2 separate regions of the Mus musculus genome follow, and region 2 is linked to region 1. Evidence: chromatin loops called from intact Hi-C (ENCODE). Cell type or tissue: heart. All regions are shown on one strand. Links, peaks and the distances in the headings refer to the core of each region. The heading gives the core; the rest is flanking DNA. Region 1 holds the start of Eml6 (echinoderm microtubule associated protein like 6). Region 2 holds the start of Sptbn1 (spectrin beta, non-erythrocytic 1).

The links. A loop is a pair of places that touch in the nucleus more often than their neighbours do. Peaks named below come from ENCODE experiments on the same cell type or tissue, not always from the same donor. Only the 100,000 strongest peaks of a DNase experiment are listed, where the experiment ranks them.
Region 2: it touches region 1 in a loop (2.5-fold over the local background); 2 of 42 quality-filtered maps call a loop at or near these places.

Annotation. Positions count from the first base shown.
Region 1 is chr11:30,021,752-30,031,281 of GRCm38, forward strand. Eml6 (echinoderm microtubule associated protein like 6) reads right to left here and starts at 4,282. Exons shown (of 42, transcript NM_146016.2): 1 at 4,139-4,282; 2 at 2,629-3,349. The coding sequence starts at 2,825. In heart, for the core only: a CTCF peak has its summit at 4,372; DNase peaks (open chromatin) are centred at 2,850, 3,170 and 4,360; H3K4me3 peaks cover 2,627 bases; H3K27ac peaks cover 1,669 bases; H3K27me3 peaks cover 1,751 bases.
Region 2 is chr11:30,218,032-30,227,561 of GRCm38, forward strand. Sptbn1 (spectrin beta, non-erythrocytic 1) reads right to left here and starts at 1,741. Exons shown (of 35, transcript NM_175836.2): 1 at 1,548-1,741. The coding sequence starts at 1,695. It overlaps Gm51887 (a long non-coding RNA gene), which reads left to right and starts at 3,586. Exons shown (of 3, transcript XR_003949652.1): 1 at 3,586-3,643. In heart, for the core only: a CTCF peak has its summit at 4,777 (motif pointing left); no DNase peak of the experiment used is centred there.

The DNA of each region.
Region 1 (9,530 bases), core at 1,098-9,097:
TAATATTCATGTAGTGATTTTAAAAGACACAATATTATTACATTAAAACCTTGGATTCTACAGTCAACCCTATTCAATGGCAAACTTCAGTGTTAAAAGTGGGAAAAACAGTGGTATGTTAAAAGTATACAGAGATGAACTGAATACATAAAGATAAAAGATTGAGCGTTGTGGTTTTATGCACTGCCTTCCAGGGCAGTGGGAGATGCTTACATTGTGTAAGATAATACAAAATGACAGCATACACATTCCAATTTACAGCCCCTAATTGCAAAAAGATCTGTGTTTTGTGGTTTTTAGTCCACCGGACTTCATTTCTTTCCAAATGCAAACATATATGTCAGTGTTAGAACTCTCTGTTCACTTTGCACATACTCAAACCCAGGCAAAGCCTGGAGACTTTAAAGTCCTTTTCTCTGAAGTCACACTTGCTACTATACCAGTGTTCAGCCTCAAGAGATAAACACCACCCCAAGAAATGGAGCAGAAAAGAAACTACCCCTTTCATCTGCCAGTCAGTGACGTCTACCTGGACAGCAACTGTAACTTCTTCATTCACCTTTTCACCAAACCTCAATGGTTCTTTAATCACCCAAGCCAGAGGTCTTCACAGTCCTACTAGCCCAGTTGCTTATCATAACAATGTCTTACTGAAAACCCACCCTTTTCCCACCTCCAGTTTCAACAGTGCATTTAGGGTTTTTTTTTTTCCCCCTTTAGAGAAAAACTGTGTACTAAGAATCCACATCCCATCACCTCCAAATGGTTCAGTGAACTGTCATGTTACTATCATATAACCCCAGGGAATCTCCTGTTTAATTGCTACTGTTCCCCTTCCCCCAAAGGATTATGTCTTATTTGGATGTTGTAATGGAAAGCACTGCATGAAGACAGACAGAACAAACACACAATGGGTTTAAATTTTTAAACATCCAACCTTTTCATGAGTCACTGTTAACCATTTGCACCTGTGCCTTTAATAATCAGCCACACAATTAGCAAGGCAAAATCTGCAGGATCCGTGGGAAGAAACTGAATAAAGATGCCCCAATCACAACCATTCCCAAATCAGAGAAGAAAGGAAAGGGGGCTTTGTCTGTGACAAAAAGAAACTTTTACATGTCAGTTTTACCAAATCTAGAGAGCATTAGAGCTGCCGGTACTCAAAATCTTCATCTTCTGTCAAAGCACCAAAGCTGGGTGTGGTGGTTCACAACTATAAGCTCAGCACTCTGAGGGAGAAGGATTTCCATGAGTTTGTGGCCAGCCTGGGCTCCATATCGCATTGCAGGCCAACCTAGGCTACAAATGTAACATCCTATCTCAAAAAAACAAGGGGTGGGGGGAGTCAAGATCTCGAGAGTGTGTGTGAGTGTGTGTGTGTGTGCACTCCTGTATTTCCAAGAATTAAAATTTACCTTCTGTAACCATTTTCAACACAATAAGAAAAATCACCCTAATTGAGGAAGCTAATCTCACTGGGGACAGTGAGAAGGCAGGACCATTGACATTACAATACTTCACCACTTATCCCATGTAAAAAGCAAATTTAGAGCAACAGGAAGAATACTCTGGGGATGTGTGTGTGTGTGTGTGTGTGTGTGTGTGTGCGCTGCTCTGCATCAATGGAACACACACATTTGGAAGGTACAAGAAATAAGATCTCTGTTCCTTGCATCTATCCTTAGCAATCATTGTCTCTGTGAGTGAATGTGTCCATACCCTGGAAAGTATCCTCAATTGCCATAGGCAGAAAGGGATTCCCTATGAACTGCATCTGGACCACACCTTAATTGGCCATAGGGAGATGCTGACAAAGGCTGGGAAGAAACATGCCTAGTCTAGACAAGAGGATAGCACAAAGAATCAAATATGCCCCCCCCTTTAATTAAACAAGAAGGACCCTAAAATGACTATTGTGTGCAATGGAGTTCTCCTAGACCATCCACTATAACATACTGCTCATTCTATGAGCTAGATGGTAAGATTTTGTGGTCCAGCTGCTGCTACCAGCCTTTTAAAACCCTTAAAATGTTGTGGAAATCATCCTTGTAGTATGTAAATATGCTTTCGGGGCTAAAACACTGCTGAAATATCAAAAAATACTTCCCACCCACTACAAAAAAATGCCTTAGGTCCAACGCATATGGGATGAAGATTCAAAACTGCCTGTATCAAAATTTCTTTTCTCTCTCTCTCTCTCTCTCTCTCTCTCTTTCTTTCTTTCTTTCTTTCTTTCTTTCTTTCAAATCCACTTGCTTGTTGAAGAACCTACTGAGGAGCCCTCCAAAAATGCCACCCACAGTTCATCTATTGCTCCTACTATTTACCTTGCTAGAGAAGAGTGGGGAGTGTTTGGTAGTTACCCAGTCCTTCCACTTGTAGCAGGAAAGAACAAAAAATGCAGCACAACACTTAACTCAGAAGAGATTTAAAAGCCTTTGAAAGGACAGACCTCTCCCTCCCACCTACACCTCGCTCCCTATTCCCGCTCTGGCCCTAGCATCTGCAGCCCTTCTCTAAGCGGCTCCCAGGAAAATCCTTTATTCCCTAAGGTTCTTGGACATGACCCCGGTTATTCCCACCCTTCCATATCCAATCCCTTCCCACCACCCCAGAGGTCCTTACCTGATAATGTCGTCGTTGTGTCCCAGGAAGAATTTTTGGCTGTGCTCTCGGGTGTTGTACACCACCCCTACCCCAGCTACAAAGTAGACCACCTCCTTGCCGGCGGTGTAGTACAGGTTGTTGCGGCACTGGTGACCCCGGTACCCGTACACCCACTCCAGCCGGAGCTGGCATCTGGGAGCTGTCCGATCCGCCATGATAAGCCGACACCGCGCGACCCCCGGGTGCCCCGAGCGCCGACTCTGTCCTCTTCAAGGCTCGAGCTGCGACGGACCTGCAAGGGCTCAGGGTACAGCACCGGGCGCCAATTTCCGCGGCGACGCACAGACACAGCCCAGCACGCTGGCCGCCACCATCATCTGCTGCTGCGGGAGAGGAGCCGCCGACGCCGGTGCACAGCAGCAAGACCCCGCTGGGCTCCCCGACTCCTTCTCCCGGGGTCAAGCGGGCCTCGAGGGTACCAGTACCCGCACACACGCCTCACTGCACCTGCGGGCTTTGGGCGGCGGGAGAGGTTCTCCCCGGGGTCACCCGGCCTTTAAAATCAGAGATCTGCATATCCAGACACGGATTACCAGTTCTCCAAGTTTGAGGAGCGCGGGGGGCTTCGCAGCAGGCGGTGGGATTTATTCTGTGACAGGTCTGATCTGACAGGCAGACGGTTACTCCGGTTTACTGCTTTGCCATCACCGTCCTTGGATCCGAAACTGACAGTCTATATCTAGGATGCGAGAACGAGGAAGAGAAAGAATTTTTGCATGTCACCCAGCACAAGAAAATAATTACCAAACTAAAACCAAGTTGTGGGATTTTTGTTTGTTTATTTTTGGTTTTTTTTTTTTTTGATTGTCCACATTTCTCCTTCCATATCCACCTTAATTATAGGAAATACTCCCTAAACACTTCTGGCCGGTAGTTGCTGCTCCAATTTGCAGTAACACTTGCTGTTTCCTCTATAAAGCCAGGGTGAATATGCAATGGTCATTCTTTTAGATGTTCCAATTAGCTGTCATATATGTGTTTAAAATCCAAACCCTCTATGCGCCTTCTCTTCACAGAGAAAATCATAAAAACAAATAAATACTTAACAGCTCTCCCCTAATTAAAGACTCCAATTGCAAGTGTCATAATTTTTTTTTCTCTGAATCGGAGGAAATCCGGCTACCTACAAATGCTCCCGATCGAAAAATAATAATAAAAATAATAAAATAACAGCAACAATAATAAAGTGTCAAAAAAAATCATGCTCCTCTCCCCACGGAGATTTGAGCTAGCTATGAGACCCAAGGGCTCTAGGATCTTGCCTTTAGGTTGGCAGGAGGGGGGGCGGGGTCTCCCGTGGAGCCCGGGTGTCAGCGACACCCCATGCTCAACCTGGCGCCCACTTTTGCAGATCTGAGGGTTGGTAGCCCCAGGTACACCTGGCTCAGGCTCTACGGTCCTAGCGAGTTCCTGCACTCCCACCCGGACCAGCCTCGCACGTAGCATCCCTGCTTTCTCCGCCTCTAACCTCTGCTGCCGGCCTTGCGTCCAGGATCTCGCACCAGCCAGCGAAATCCTCTGCCTGCCCTCCCTCCCTCCCCGCGCTCCCGGGTTAGGTTTCGTCACCGGGGATCTGGGGACCAGCTCTTCCTCCTTCCCTGGCTCCAGGGGCGGGGCCAGCGCAGGGAAGAGTTACGCGGCGAAATTGCGCCGGTTCGGAAACGCAGACGCCTCCTAGGGCCGAAACCTCACCTCCCTTTGCCCGCCTGTTCCCTATGCATCTTGGAAATCGTAGTCCTCTGTAAACCAGCTGCTGAGGCGAGCGCCTCTAGTGTACTACAAGTCCCAGGATTCCATGCATCCGCAGGGCCTTAGTACCGGTGCCAGGGAAGTCTGCGTTTCTCCTATCGGACCCAGCAACTCACCCAGAATGGCGTTGGTGTTCCATGGTGACCCAGGCCAGCGGCATGCGCGTCTGTGCTGAAAGCAGAAAAGATGACGTGGAAAAAAATTCAGGGGCTTTCCTCAGGACTTTCACTTGCGCCAGTCCCAGAGGATTGCTGTAGCCCATCTCTTTCCTTGTTGCAGCACTTGACTAACGCTGTTTCCTACTTCAGTTTCCCCTATTATTCCAAAGGATTCTGATTTATCCAAGTGCAGTGTTACAAAGTTTAAGAAAAATACAGTGGCGTGTGGTCACTCTGTCATGTGTAGGGAAATAAGCGCCTTCCTGTGACCTGCCTTGTGCCCATGCAATAAATTTGGCCGTAAAAAACAGAAGCCAGTGGCTATTCTAAAACTACCTGGAATAAACTAATTTATTCGTTCTGATTTTCAGATTATGGCCGCAGCCAACTTTTGAGAACAGATTTTATAATCCACTTGACTAAGAAGCTACGAAAGGTTGATACTTTTGACTCTTCTGTGTTCAAGATGTTTCTTTATCTACGTGGAGTTTTAATAGGATGCTGTCCTGGTAGGAAAGGCAATGCTATAGATAAGCACCTAAGTGTAGTGAGCTGTTGCCTACAATGTTGAAGAGAAATTGAATACACTTCATATTTTCTGAGAAAACAGAGTCAACAAATTCGAGGAGGTCTCTCTCTCGCTCTCTCTTTAAGACAGTAAGGACACTACTAAACATTAAAACATGGCTTAGAGGGGCTTGAAATGTCTTGGTCTGCTTTCTATTCCTTTAATCATTTATGCAGAATTTTGTTTGTTTGTTTGTTTGGTTGGTTGGTTGTTTGGTTGATGATTCTAGAGGCAAGGAAAACCAAGAACATTGCGCTCATCATCTGATGATGGGCTTAACTACATCCTATGCTGGTAGAGGGCATCACATAGCATGATAGAACGAGAATGCTAACTCCTGTGTCTTTTTAAAGCCATTAGTGTCATGGTCGACCCAACCTCATTGACTTATTGATTTATCTAATGCTGACTAACTCACAGAAGCCTTATCTCCAAATACCATTAACATGTAAATCAGAAAATTGAATTTTAAATATATGGACTTTGTGGAATATGGTCAAACCATAGCAGAAACAAAGTTGAGAGCAAAAATCGAGATGGTGAATTTCGTAGAGAAATAAATTATATATAAGAAGACAAAAACATCTTCCAGAAATAATAAGGAAAAGCTTCATGGAAGAAATATGAAATATAGGCACAATTGAGATAAATTGAAAAAGATAAAAGAGCACTCTGCCTTTTTTTATTAAATAAAAGGGTGTACAAAAATACAGACAGATTTATTTAAAGAGTAAATTTTAAATGGAACTGAACAGAGATGTTTGTACTACTTAAAATAATGAAGAATCTTTAATTCACTTGAAGAGAAAAATAACAATAAACGTAATAGTAATTGGCTGGGTATATTGATGCATACTTTTAATCCCAACACTCTGTAGACAGAAGCAGACAGATCTCCATGAGTTCAAAGCCAGCTTGCTTTACATAGAGAATTCCAGGACAGCCAGGGGCTACATAGAGAGATCCTGACACCACCCCCCCCTCAAAAAAAGTAGTGATCAAAACATGTGGTATCTAATAGTCTGAGGCAGAGCCTGGAGTACTTCTTAAGAGACAGTGGCAATGGCCCAGAAAAAAATAGACATACTCTGTTGAAAAACTAGCAGTGGTAAAAGCCAGGCTGGCTTGGAACCCACACTCTTCTGCCTTCCAAGAACTGAAACTAAAGGAATGTACCACCAGGCCCCGCTGGTCACAGTCATTTGTCACTACAATAGAGACCCTAAGACAAAAATTGGTATCAGAATATGCTCTGACAGACCTGAGTATGTATTTATGGTAGGATCATGAAGGGACTTCGAAACTTTGAGCTAGAAACACCACTGAATGAATGTTCACAGCTTAATGAGCAGATATGTGAACTTAGACGATAATGCTGAGAGCAGTGCAGATGATAGAGGTTTGGCTTATGAAGTTCCTCCTTCCAAGACTCTGTCCATTCCATCAGTGTAATATTTTGAATTAAAAACCATTAAAGAAACTTTGCTTTTCTAGGGCAATCAGTGCTTGTCATCAGGAGCTGAAAACACAGGGAAATGTTTCCTCAGGTTCAGCATACAGAAGTTGTGGTCCAGAGGGGCCTAGGCTATACTTGTGCTGGCAGTCAAACAGTAATTTGTAAAATTCTCCCAAGTAACAGTAGTTTTGAAGGCCTGAAGTGGTCATGGAGAGCAATTGAGGTTTGGTGCTAGAAGAGGCTATGATGAATGAAGAGGCTATTGGTGAATGTTAAAGTAGAAGCAGCCTCAGTTAAAGTAGAAAGCCTAGGACTTAAAGGGTCATATATGTGGCAGGGTCAGAGAGCACAGGAAAGGCTATTGGTGAAGGTTAAGCACAGGTTCAGTAGAATCCTACTGTAGTAAATGAGTTTTCTGGAGGTGGCTACTCCCCTTTTTACTCCTAAATATCTACTGGGGGTTTCTATCCCACTTTTGTCCACATAATTTTCAAGTAAACAAGACAGAAACACTGCAATTTAATAATATACTGTAGGCACTACATTGGGCAGGTTCTGAGCTATCTAATCTCTTCACCTGTTAAAACACACATAAATGCCAATTACTTGCCAATCTGATGCATCCTGGGGCATGCCTGGTGTTGCAGGCCGTCCAGCGGCTCATGAGGAACGGGTACGGCTGAGATGGCAGACTCGAGCTGAAAGAAAAGGAACTAGATGGATGGGAGAAAGAATGGAGCTAAGACAATTGGGTTCTGATCAAAGCTCAATTTTACTATTCAGTGCACCGGGTTATGAAGAAGGGGGAAGGGGCCCATTCCCACCAAATCATCCTGGAGTCCAGTTTCAGGTGACCACGTGCTTGGCTCTGGAACAGCTAGGCAGCAGGCAGCAGCAGTGGGAGTGGCAGAACGATAGGGTGGCAGGCTCCATCCCGATGCTCTCTTCTTGCTAACAGTGAAGTCTGAGCAACCAGGTTTCAGGCTGAGGGTGGGGAGGTTACAGTCTGGTCCATCAGCCTGTCTTCAGGGTGAACCTTTCTTAGCCATGTGCTCTTGGTCCATCCTACCTAATAGCAACTCTCTCCTTTCCCCTGTGGTCTCTCCTGAAACCCTTCCCTTGATTCTTAGTCCTGCCTTCCCATCCTTCCTGCCGAGTCATAGGGTTTAGCCTTTTATTAACCAATCAGGGATTATTGGGGAACATTCTTTACAATGCATTGATTAATACAGTGCCCCAATATCAGGTTACAGTCTGGTCAAGGGCACTGAACTCAGCATCTGATTATACAGCACACAAGACAAGCCCCAGGATCTCCCCCCAGCCCCCCCCCCCCATCTTTAGATCAATAAAAAGCCCTTTTCTTACAATAATAACCTATATACAATAAGAAAAATATAAAACAATTCACAATGTCCAGTCATTTCTATTTGGCAACATAGGAGAGAGTATTCTATTATCTATTCTATCTTAGTGAGTTTAGAGTTCTATACCTAATTCGTTTTCTATCATAATTTGTGCTTCCATACTAAAAACATCTTATGTCCTAGACAACTTAAGCTTTTACTGTGAGACTAATACTATTTAGTCTTTAACCCCATCAGAGACTTGAGAAGGGATAAATTTTACCTGAGTATGTAGGAAGTTGAGGCAAACAGCTTCCAAAATTATAGAAATGATAGACAGCCAATGGTGTTACTCAAAAATTAATCAACAGTTACTCAAAAATTTATCTGAGATGTAGGAGCATTAATCTTCAGCCTTCTGCTCCAGAATATCTTGACAGACTTTTCTGTGAAGTAGTAAATATAAAGGGCTAGTCTTACCTTGTCCTTGCATTGCTCAGCAGTCAACTTCCCTGTGACCAGGTTTGTCCATTTGGACAGTATTCTGTCTGCAGTTGAAGCAAGGGAAGCTTCATTGTTGTTTTGTTTTGTTCTATTTTGCTGTTGTATTTTGAAGCAAATTCAATAAGGAAATTCTTCAATACTCATCATCTTCTTAGAAGTAGAAATATGGGTACTGCCAAGAGCTGACATGTCTTATTGTTAAAAAAGACTTCAACTGGAACTGGAGAGATGGCTCAGAGGTTAAGAGCACTGTGTGCTCTTCCAGAAGACCTGAGTTCAATTCCCAGCAACCACATGTTGGTTGATAACCATCTATAATGAAATATGATGCCCTCTTCTAGCCTGCAGGCATACATACAGGCAGAACACTGTACATCAATAGACAAATAATTTTTTCAAAAGACTTAAATTAATAATATCTTTAAATGTCATATTCTGTAGATCTCAGGTTTTTTGAAGACCATCTGTATTAGTCAGGGTTCTCTAGAGTCACAGAACTTATGGATAGTCTCTATATAGTAAAGGAATTTATTGATGACTTACAGTCTGCAGCCTGATTCCCAACAATGGTTCAGTAGTAGCTGTGAATGGAAGTCTAAGGATCTAGCAGTTACTCAGTCTCACACAGCAAGTGGGCGAAGGAGCAAGAGCGAGATTCCCTTCTTCCAATGTCCTTATATTGTCTTCAGCAGAAGGTGTAGCCCAGATTAAAGGTGCATTCCACCACACCTTTAATCCCAGATGACCTTGAACTCGGAGATTTAATCTTCTGGAATCCATAGCCACTATGCCTCAAGATCTCCATACCAAGATCCAGATCAGAAACTTCTATCTCGAAGCCTCCAGATAAGGGTCACTGGTGAGCCTTCCAATTCTGGATTGTAATTCATTCCAAATATAGTCAAGTTGACAACCAGGAATAGCCACTACACCATCTATCTACCTAGTATATCTGAATTGACAAACATTGATTGTTACTAGATATTAACTATCTGTTCAACCTAGGAAATATATTTCTGTAATAAACTAGACTAGTATCTAACATGACTATGAGTTTGAGTGATTATTAGCTTACATTA
Region 2 (9,530 bases), core at 705-8,704, 200 kb after region 1:
AAAAACTGTTGTGACTCAATTCTCTCTTGACACTATGTGGGTCCCAGGGATCAAACTTGGGTTGGGAGGGCTGGTGGGCAATATTGCACCAGTCTTAAGCTGCCTCTTTTAAAGGCAATCATTTGTAAGTCTCCAGCTAGCCATGGCCTGCTATATAAATATCTGGGCCAAACAGAATTTCAATACCACACCCAATCTTACAGAAATTTGTACTAAAAGGAAACTGGGTTATTAAGTCAATTAAATTATAAATATAATTTTGCACTGAGGTTTCATTGAATCTACATTGCACCCAAGTCTGGTGTAAGACAAATTATGAAGGCGCAGTTACTAAGTGGAGGGCTCCAACAAATGAAGAATAACTGAGATACTGTCCTATAGCAGTTAGCACATGGCTTTGTTGAGCCTGCTTTGCATGAGACCAACCTCCACTTTCCCTGTCTCCCTCCATCCATCTCTCTTTCTCTTATTTGAGACAGTGTCTTACCACATCAATCTTAGCTGGCCTAAAACTTGCTAGGTAAACCAGGCTGGCCTCAAACTCACAAACATCTGCCTGCCTCTGTTTCCTGAGTGCTAGGATTAAAAGCATGGCCACCACACCTGGCCCCTGTCTGATATTTTACGATAATCCCTTTATTCTCCTTTAATTCTATCACATGCTGCTGCTGTTACTTGTTTTTGTATGGCAAGGATGAAATGAGGGCTCTGTCCATGTTGAACAACTGTGTTTTCTACTAGCAAACACATCTCTTTAATTCAGAGTACATGCATCTCTATTCTTGGCAAACAGAAATGACTTGACTAAAAATAATCATGAATTCAGGATTCTTTTCAAAGAATCCAATCAGCAGACACAGAATAAATGTTTAGCTCCCTTGTTTCCTGAATACTTTCTTGTGGGTTTCTAGTTCATGTGAATCATGTCAAAAGTACTGACAAACTTACAATTTAATAATCAAGGCACCTATTATAATAGACTTTGTATCGTAAACTAGAATATAATTGGAATAACTACTTAACATCTACCTGGCATGGTTTTTCTCTAGAAAATGAAACTGAATGGGAATGATCAGTGGCAAACCTACTCATTAACAGCATTAAATATGGCCTTCCCACAGGACACTGCTACTTTTCAGATCTAAAGCCCTTGTAACAAGGTACTTACCAACCTCTCACCGAAAAGATCAGCTAATCTGCCACTGGCATTACGTATACAGCCAAGTTGGATATTTTATATAAATATAGTATGTTAAAACACTTGAAATTAAAGATGTGTTAGAATTAAAAAATCCTTACAAACTCTTAGCAGCTCTTTCTAAATTGCTGTAAACATTATTTACTGTGTTCTAAACTATGTTGGTCATTAAGTTCGGCAGCTCTCCAAAAGTAAATGTCTTATAAAAGGGTAAGCAAGCTCTCATAGGATATGTTAAAGCAGGGAGAGGTCAACTTCAAGCAAGACAGCTTAAAAGAGAAATGGTTGATGTTCAAGGGACTACAGAACATCTGGTGACAGGTGGGACATACAACATCAGGACACTTACCTGCCAGGGCCTTGATGCGGGAGCGCTCAAAGAGCCTTGCAGAGCTGTTCTCATTGTCCCAGTCATCCACATCCCAGCGGTTGTTCACATCACTGTACTGCTGCTGGATCTCAATGTTGTCATAGTCTGTGGCTACCGTGGTCGTCATCTTGACTGTCTCAGCTGCTTGTCCACATCAGTTACTTTTCAGAGTTCTGTGAGTAAAAAAGGAAAAGCACAGGTGTGTATACAAAGTGTACATCCTCTATACACCTGCTGGGGTGATAATAAGGAAAAACTAGGACAGTCACTGCTTGTCCAGATGTGCCTTCTAGAGCCAAGGCCAGTTCTGAACTTTGGCTCTGCTTCATAGCACATGTGTGACCTCGGTCATGCTACTTTAATGCTTTCCCCAAACCCGGAGGAGGGAGAAGACTGAAGGAAACACTGGGTGCCAAATTAATGTTCTTTCCTAAAGGAGTTTAAAGTGTCTGGGCAGTGATGGTGCACACCTTTAATCCCAGTACTCAGGAGGCAGAGGCAGGCTGATCTCTATGTGTCTGAGGCCAGCCTGGAGTACAAGACAGCTATGGCTACACAGAGAAACCATGTCTTGAAAAAAACCAAAACAGAGCAAAATGAACCAAAAAAGTTTAAGGTGAAGGTTTAATGTTTTATCAGGGCTGTATCAGCATCTACATGGATCTTTTTAAGTGAATTCCCTTAGTTTTATTGTCTATTACCGTTTAGTTTTTCCTTCATAAGCTACTATATAAGAAAAACTAACAAATCATTCTGTCTCTATGTCTCATTTACATATTAGAATTGATGCCTAAGGTTAAGATGGAAGCATATGGCAACAAAGATAGTATCCATGCATAGTAAATACTCAATAGGTATTATAATTATTTATACCATTGTTACTATAAATTCTAGGACCAATACCAATAGTAATGCCCACTCCTTTAAAGCCCTTGAGGATAATGGTGGGTTTTTTTTTTTTTAAGGAATAACTATGAAATAAGCTCTGGCTCACTAAAGTCTTCACTTTATCAATGTATTCTTGGAGGATCAAGAGAAATATGTTTAGTTTTAAATACAGTTTCTCCATTCAATACAGCTATTACTCACATGCAGAACCCAACCATATTGAGGAATTACTACATGATCAGCAGTGCTCTAGATTCCTGGGGAGAACAATAAATGACACAAGTGTTACATCCTCATAGAAGGGAGACCAAAAACACACACACACAAAAGCCAGAGAGTTTAAGGAAAATAAAATACAAACAGATGAATTTGAAACTGGCTATTTTAGACTGGTCAGAAATAAATACTCTGCTTAGTGTAGGTCTCGGTGTCTAAAAGGTACAGATCATGGCCAGATCAAGAAGAATGGCACACCAGACAAAGGTACACCAAGGTATGCTCAGTATAGTTGGAGTCAGGTGTGCAGAGGGAAAGGTAAGGAGAGACAAGGCTAGGGGAGCTAGACAGGGCTCCCCTGCATAGCTCATCAGACTTGGCTGATGATGACCTTTGAGTCAGCATCGGCCACTGGTGGATGTGATTCTAAAGGATAGTTCTTGGTGCCATGTGGAAACAGATTCTAGGAGGCTACTCCAACGATGGAAGTGGTTTGGCACTGGCAGTAGTAGACGTGAATGTGGTAGTAGTGTGCGTGGGTATGTGTCAGGCATGCTGACAGGACTTGGAGAAAGGCCTGGATGAAAGGCTTGGATTCAGACTCAATCTTGGAGAACCAGACCTAAGGCTGAACTCTGGTTAACTAACAGGCTGGTGTCTAGCACCAGTTTCCAAGTTACTCCCCAACAAAACTTATGTGTAGCACCAGTTGGTTATTCTCCAACAAATCCGCACTCCAGGTTACAAGCCTGCCCTTGATACGTCACTTCTAACAACCATAAATCAGGAGAAAAGAATGTTGTTTATGGTTTGACACCTAGCACTAGCCAATTATGTTAACGGACAGCAACAGCCCCCCAATCAGATGCTTGCCAGAATAGAAACCTCCACCCCTTGCTAGCCATTTCCTATAAAACCTTGCCCAGATGAAAGTTCAGGGCAGCTTCAGCAAACCGTCCTGTGGGTCAGTGGTGAGTAAGCCCAGGCAGTCTGCTCCTGGTTGGTCTTTTTGGGCTCTTGAATGCATCTTGGTACAATATGGCTAGTCCTATGGCATTTCTAAGGTTCTGTGGTTAATTCTATTGCTATGGTTAAGTTCCTGTATGTGTTCAATTTCACTACAGGGACTCAGGCTCAATCAGTTACACAAAGCTATCCAAGTAAGTTAACTGCAAATCTAAGAAGGGAATATGATGGAGATAGCTTCTGTCTCATTGGTAGAAAGATCACAAGGCAAATGGTGCTGGTTATTTCCTCTCCTTCTCTCTTCTCACATTAAGATTAAAAAACTAATAGTAAGAGCTTTGTACATGGATGCTCACTTGGCCCAACTGTCACTCAATGTGCACCAAGAATGTGCACAGGGGTCAGTCTGCATAGCTCATTACTAGCATCTGTATGCTAATAGAATAAGATCACCACCCAGCAATACAGGACTACAATAGGGTCTCCATGCTGAAATGAACCACCTGTGTCTTGACTGGCACCATCAGTGGCCCAAAACGTCCCCTGCCTCCTCTTTTACCATTATAGTTCTCTCACAAGCCATCAACATATCCTATGTGCTCTTGAGGAAATAGCACCACATCCACTGACAAATGATCCACAGCATCTGCTCTTGCATTCATTCACTACAGCATAAACATCACATTCCTTCCTGGAAGTGAAATTCCCCCCAGACAGATGCAATCAAGCCTAACAATACAAGTGTGTTGGTATACTCATTTAACAGTTATGCTAACAACATATTTACAGGTTTTTACAAAACCACAAATGAACAGCTAAAACCTATTGACTGAATGACCTTATAGTTAAGCAACTCTAACACAGGGATGGGCGCAAGACGTGGGAAGGACCAGCCATATAGTCACACTAGTAACCTTGGAGATGGTCAATTTTCACGACTACTGCAACATCGCAGCCTTTTATAAAATCTGTCTTGGAATATTTTATCTCTAGTAAAGAAAACCTTTACAATACTATTAACTCCTTGGAGTATAATCATTCAAAGTATAGAAAAGTTGATTTAATCCAACTCAAGGAGAAACCCAAACAGGGCAAACCCTTCACCAAGGAAGTTCTAGCTATTTGGTGCCATCTACTGACCAAGCTGGATAAGCTACACTGTGGCCCCAGAGCCCGTAGCACCTGCCTAGGTGCCTACTCCTTTGTTCTGGCTCCGGAGTCTCCTACTGAACCCCTTCCCTGCTCTCACAAGTGACTGAACCTCTTCACAAACCTGACCCATCACCAGGTACCAGCTGCCCTCCAGTTTCCCAATGAGTTATTCCTAGATCCATGAATCAAATAAGCTCTAGAGTTTCAGCATGGGCTGCTACATGTCATAACCATTAAGAAAGAAGTGAATTTCAGGCCGGGCATGGTGGCGCACACCTTTAATCCCAGCAACTCGGGAGGCAGAGGCAGGCGGATTTCTGAGTCCAAGGCCAGCCTGGTCTACAAAGTGAGTTCCAGGACAGCCAGGGCTACACAGAGAAACCCTGTCTCAAAAAACCATTTCTGAGTTCGAGGCCAGCCTAGTCTACAAAGTGAACTTCGGGATAGCCAGGGCTACATAGAGAAATCCTGTCTCAGAAAACAAAGCAAGACAAAAAATAAAGGAGAAATTACTGAATAGGACTTTGCTATTGATTACACTGAAGAGACAATAGGACGCCATGGAGATGAGAATCAGATGTCAGTCGGTGAATTCAAATTCCCAATTTTAAAAAATTGAATATTTTATTTATTTACATTTCAAGTGTTATCCCCTTTCCAGATTTCCCTCCCCCAGAAACATGTTATCTCATCCCCCCTCCTCCTGCATCTATGAAGGTGTACCCCTACCCACCTACCCACTCCCACCTCTCCACCCTAGCATTCCCCTACTCTGGGGCAAGGAGCCTTCAGGGAACCAAGGGCCTCTTCTCCCATTGATGCCCAACAGGGCCATTCTCTGCTACATATATGGCTGGAGCCATGGGTCCCTCCAAGTGTACTCCTTGGTTGATGGTTTACACCCTAGGAGCTCTGGTTGGTTGATATTGTTGTTCTTCCTTTGGAGTTGCAAACCCCTTCAGCTCCTTCAGTCCTTTCTCTAACTCCTCCATTGGTGATCCCGTGATCAGTTCAATGCAAAACCACAAATTTTAATAAATGACCTTCACTTTTCTTCTGAGGTACAACCCTCATTAGCTATCCACATCAGAGGTATACCTAAAACTCGAGGATCTTAAATAAATGAGGATGTGGACTGGCCCTTATTAAGGTATAATTACAGCCTAGCTCAGCATCTTGTCTGGCCATTTCTCCCAGCACATATATTTGAAATGGGAGGTCTTATCTGTCCTGAAGGACTGAACATTCATCGTGGATGTATGCTAATGTAATCTATGTAAGCATCTAGTGTAAGCACAAAAACACAGACAGTACATGTATGATATTGAAATATGGCAGGTAATGCAATAATGGAAGCCATGTCTATAAGACTACAGAATGGGGGATAGGAATGACAAATAGCTAAGGAGAAAACTTCCATGTGCTCTTGAAAGAAAGCCTGAGAAGACAGGAAGGTGAGGAACATACTGCTTCCTGTCAAAAAATTAGAATTTCATACAACAGTCTGTGATGTAGAAACCAACAGAGGGCTGCTCCTCCCTACACTGTCTGCTACGGAGGACAACTGAAGGGTTGACCATCCTCTGCCTACAATATCCTAATGAAAGCAACTGCAAAAACCTTCATTCCCAATGTTCAGAGATCACTTTCCTACCAGATACAAAGGGCCACTGGGAATTGGCATATGCATATTACTTGAAACAAATCTTGTTTTTTTTTTTTTTTTTAAGGTAAGCAAATTCAGCCAGGTTCTATAAGGAGTGAAATTACCCTTAAAAAGATGCCAGCAAGAAACCCAGTGGCTTAGTCACTTCTATATTAAAACATTCAGCCAGTCTTGTCATCATAGCTTAAGGACTTATTGAGGTTGGGAAAATGGTCCAGCAATTACAGGAAGTTTCTGGTCCTGAACCTTAGGTTCAGTTCCTAGCACTAACATCAGCAGTCCACAACTGTCTGAAACACAGTTCTAGGGAATTCAACTTCCTCTTCTGATTTCCACAAACACTACACACATAGGCACACCCACAGAACTAAAATTAAAAATTTAAAAGCACTTAAAAACCACAAGCATAGCCACAAGCAAAGCTCTATAAAAATACAGGAGGAGAGAATGGGATCCCTCCCCTCTGTCCTTCCTCTATGTCACAGAGAACAAAAGAAGGAACAATGAAATGATACGCACATTTAGTATTTGAGTTTCTTCAATAAAAATCTTGATATTAAGTATGAGTTAAGTTCATTTGCTATTTCTGTTATTCATTTTCTCTGCCTATATATGTGATAAGTATATACATTTTAAATATAATCTTGCTAAGTCCTAATCTTTTTTTTTTTTTAAATCAGCTGTTTTGAAAGTAAACAAGCTGGGCATGGTGGCACACGCCTTTAATCCCAGCACTTGGGAGGCAGATGCAGGTGGATTTCTGAGTTCGAGGCCAGCCTGGTCTACAGAGTGAGTTCCAGGACAGCCAGAGCTACACAGAGAAACCCTGTCTCGAAAAAAACAAAAAACTAAAAACAAAACAAAACAAAAAAAGAAAAAAGAAAAGAAAACAATAAGACAAGGAAGAGTTAGCTTCTCTGATCTGTCATTCATCAGCCTTGAAAGTCACTGAATTCGAACCAGACTAACTTTTTTAAAGTGCATAGCTATGATAATATACACAACAGTTAAAAGGCTATCTTTGTTTCTGCTCCACTTACAATGAGTAATTAAAACTGAAATCATTAACTCAGAACAGGCCTAGCATCATGGTTCACAGACAATGTAGTGTTTCTGACCATTATAGTATTTTCTGCCTTACATATACTTTCAAACAGTTTTAAATAACATCAGAATATAGTGCCAATGCCAAAATGCCAGCCCTGCACTTCAGCAAGTTAGGCATTTAAGTGCTTTATTTGTTCTGAAGCTTGGTGAGCCAGAGCTGTGCTTTCCTGAACAGCAGAGTAACACTATTCAACAGCGTGGACTCTGTTTGGGAGCTTGTTCTTCTGGAGCAAATTCATCAAGTAAAATGCACACCTCAATTTTCTGGAATAAATATCAAATGAAAGCATGCGAAACTGCCACAAACAACAACCGTGTATCAAATGTCCCTGACACACACAGAGGTCCGGGATCCTACCTGTTCTAGACATTGTCATAGAACCACTACCCCCACCATAGCAAGTGCTCACAAACAATCTCAGATGAAATGACAGGTGGAAGACTGTCGCCACCCAGCTTCTAAGTATAAAACACAAAAATACTATTTCTGCCCAAGGCATATGAATCCTGGACCCCAGTATGAACTGCTATTGTGTAAGGGGACAGCCTGTCCTTTATGCAGATTCATTTAGCAAAGAATGAATTTTTATGAGAAATTTATTTTCACCCGGCTCAAAGTAGGGTGGGCTATTCTTAGGTAGAACTAAAGAAATACTAATTTTACTTGATTTGCCTATAATATTTATTACAAATATATACTTTATTGTAAATAAGATTATTTCCCCTTTACAAAATGACTTAAGTTCTAGGTACAATTGGCTGCCCAAATGTTCAGGTTTAAACTGTATTCACTTTGTTCAAGGGCCACTCATACAACCTACTGCTGAGCGGAGCACTTTCTCAGCCTCCCCCTCTGTGTGCTAGCTGAGTGTTTTCCAAGTTGAGGTAGAAATCTGTAGTCTTGTAAATTAACAAAAAAAATTACATGGAAGCTGGCCTATGACACTCAAAAGAGAGAACATGACAATCCCAGAAAAAACATTTAAGCACAAACAAACTTCTGTTTCTACAATTGCTTAAACATGATCACAATCTAAAAGAATTGTTCAACAAAAACCAATATATGCAGTATGGGATACAATCAAATTCTGTACATAACTGTTTAAAAGTCTGCTTACAAAGGTCCCAAAATACTGTCATACTTTTAGGACTATGGAAGGCTTCTAACTGGATTCTTTGGTAGGTGACTAGACATGGTTTAAGTTTGTTTTCCCCAAGACCAGACCATAATCCAACCAGAAGATGTGTCATCTAATTTCTCAGAATGTCACAGGGTACACAGGCCTGTCCATGGCCACACAGGCAGGGACATGTGATTTAAACTTGCCTATCTCCCACTCTATTGCTCAAATGACCTTAATAGGGAAAGGAAGTTCTTATCAAGTGAAGACCTCAATCAGGTTTAGGAATAAAAGAAATGGAAAACTTGCCCTGCCTCAGCAACAAGGTCAAAGGCTCTGGAGAGAGTGACCTGACATCGACATCATTCTGAATGTCTTCAAAACCTCTTCAGTAATGGGATTTTGGCAGCTGCATGTCACCGCTATCTGCCTGACCAAAACTGAGCCCATAACTTCATGTCTTTGAAGTATTATTAATAGAAAAGATTGTTTCTGAATATCTACATCACTCCCTCTTTGTTTTTCCTTCCCCTCCGATGCCTTCAAAGCAGCTGGTTTTCCAGCAGCAGAGAAAAGTGTGAACAGGATGACAGGAGGGTCCTGGACGTCTGCAGAGAAGATGCTGTGATTTATGCAGAGAAAAATCTAAGGGCTGGCCAGCTAATACTAGATGGGTTGCTATGGTATCTCACAGTCATGGTTAAACTGCATGTCAGGAACATGGAGGGCAAGCATTCAAGTTAAATGGGGCTTATTATACTAGAGGGCCTTAGCAGGACACTGTGGTCTCCTCTATCTGCATCTTATCCCATACACAAAGACATACACAAAGGACAGGTGGAGACA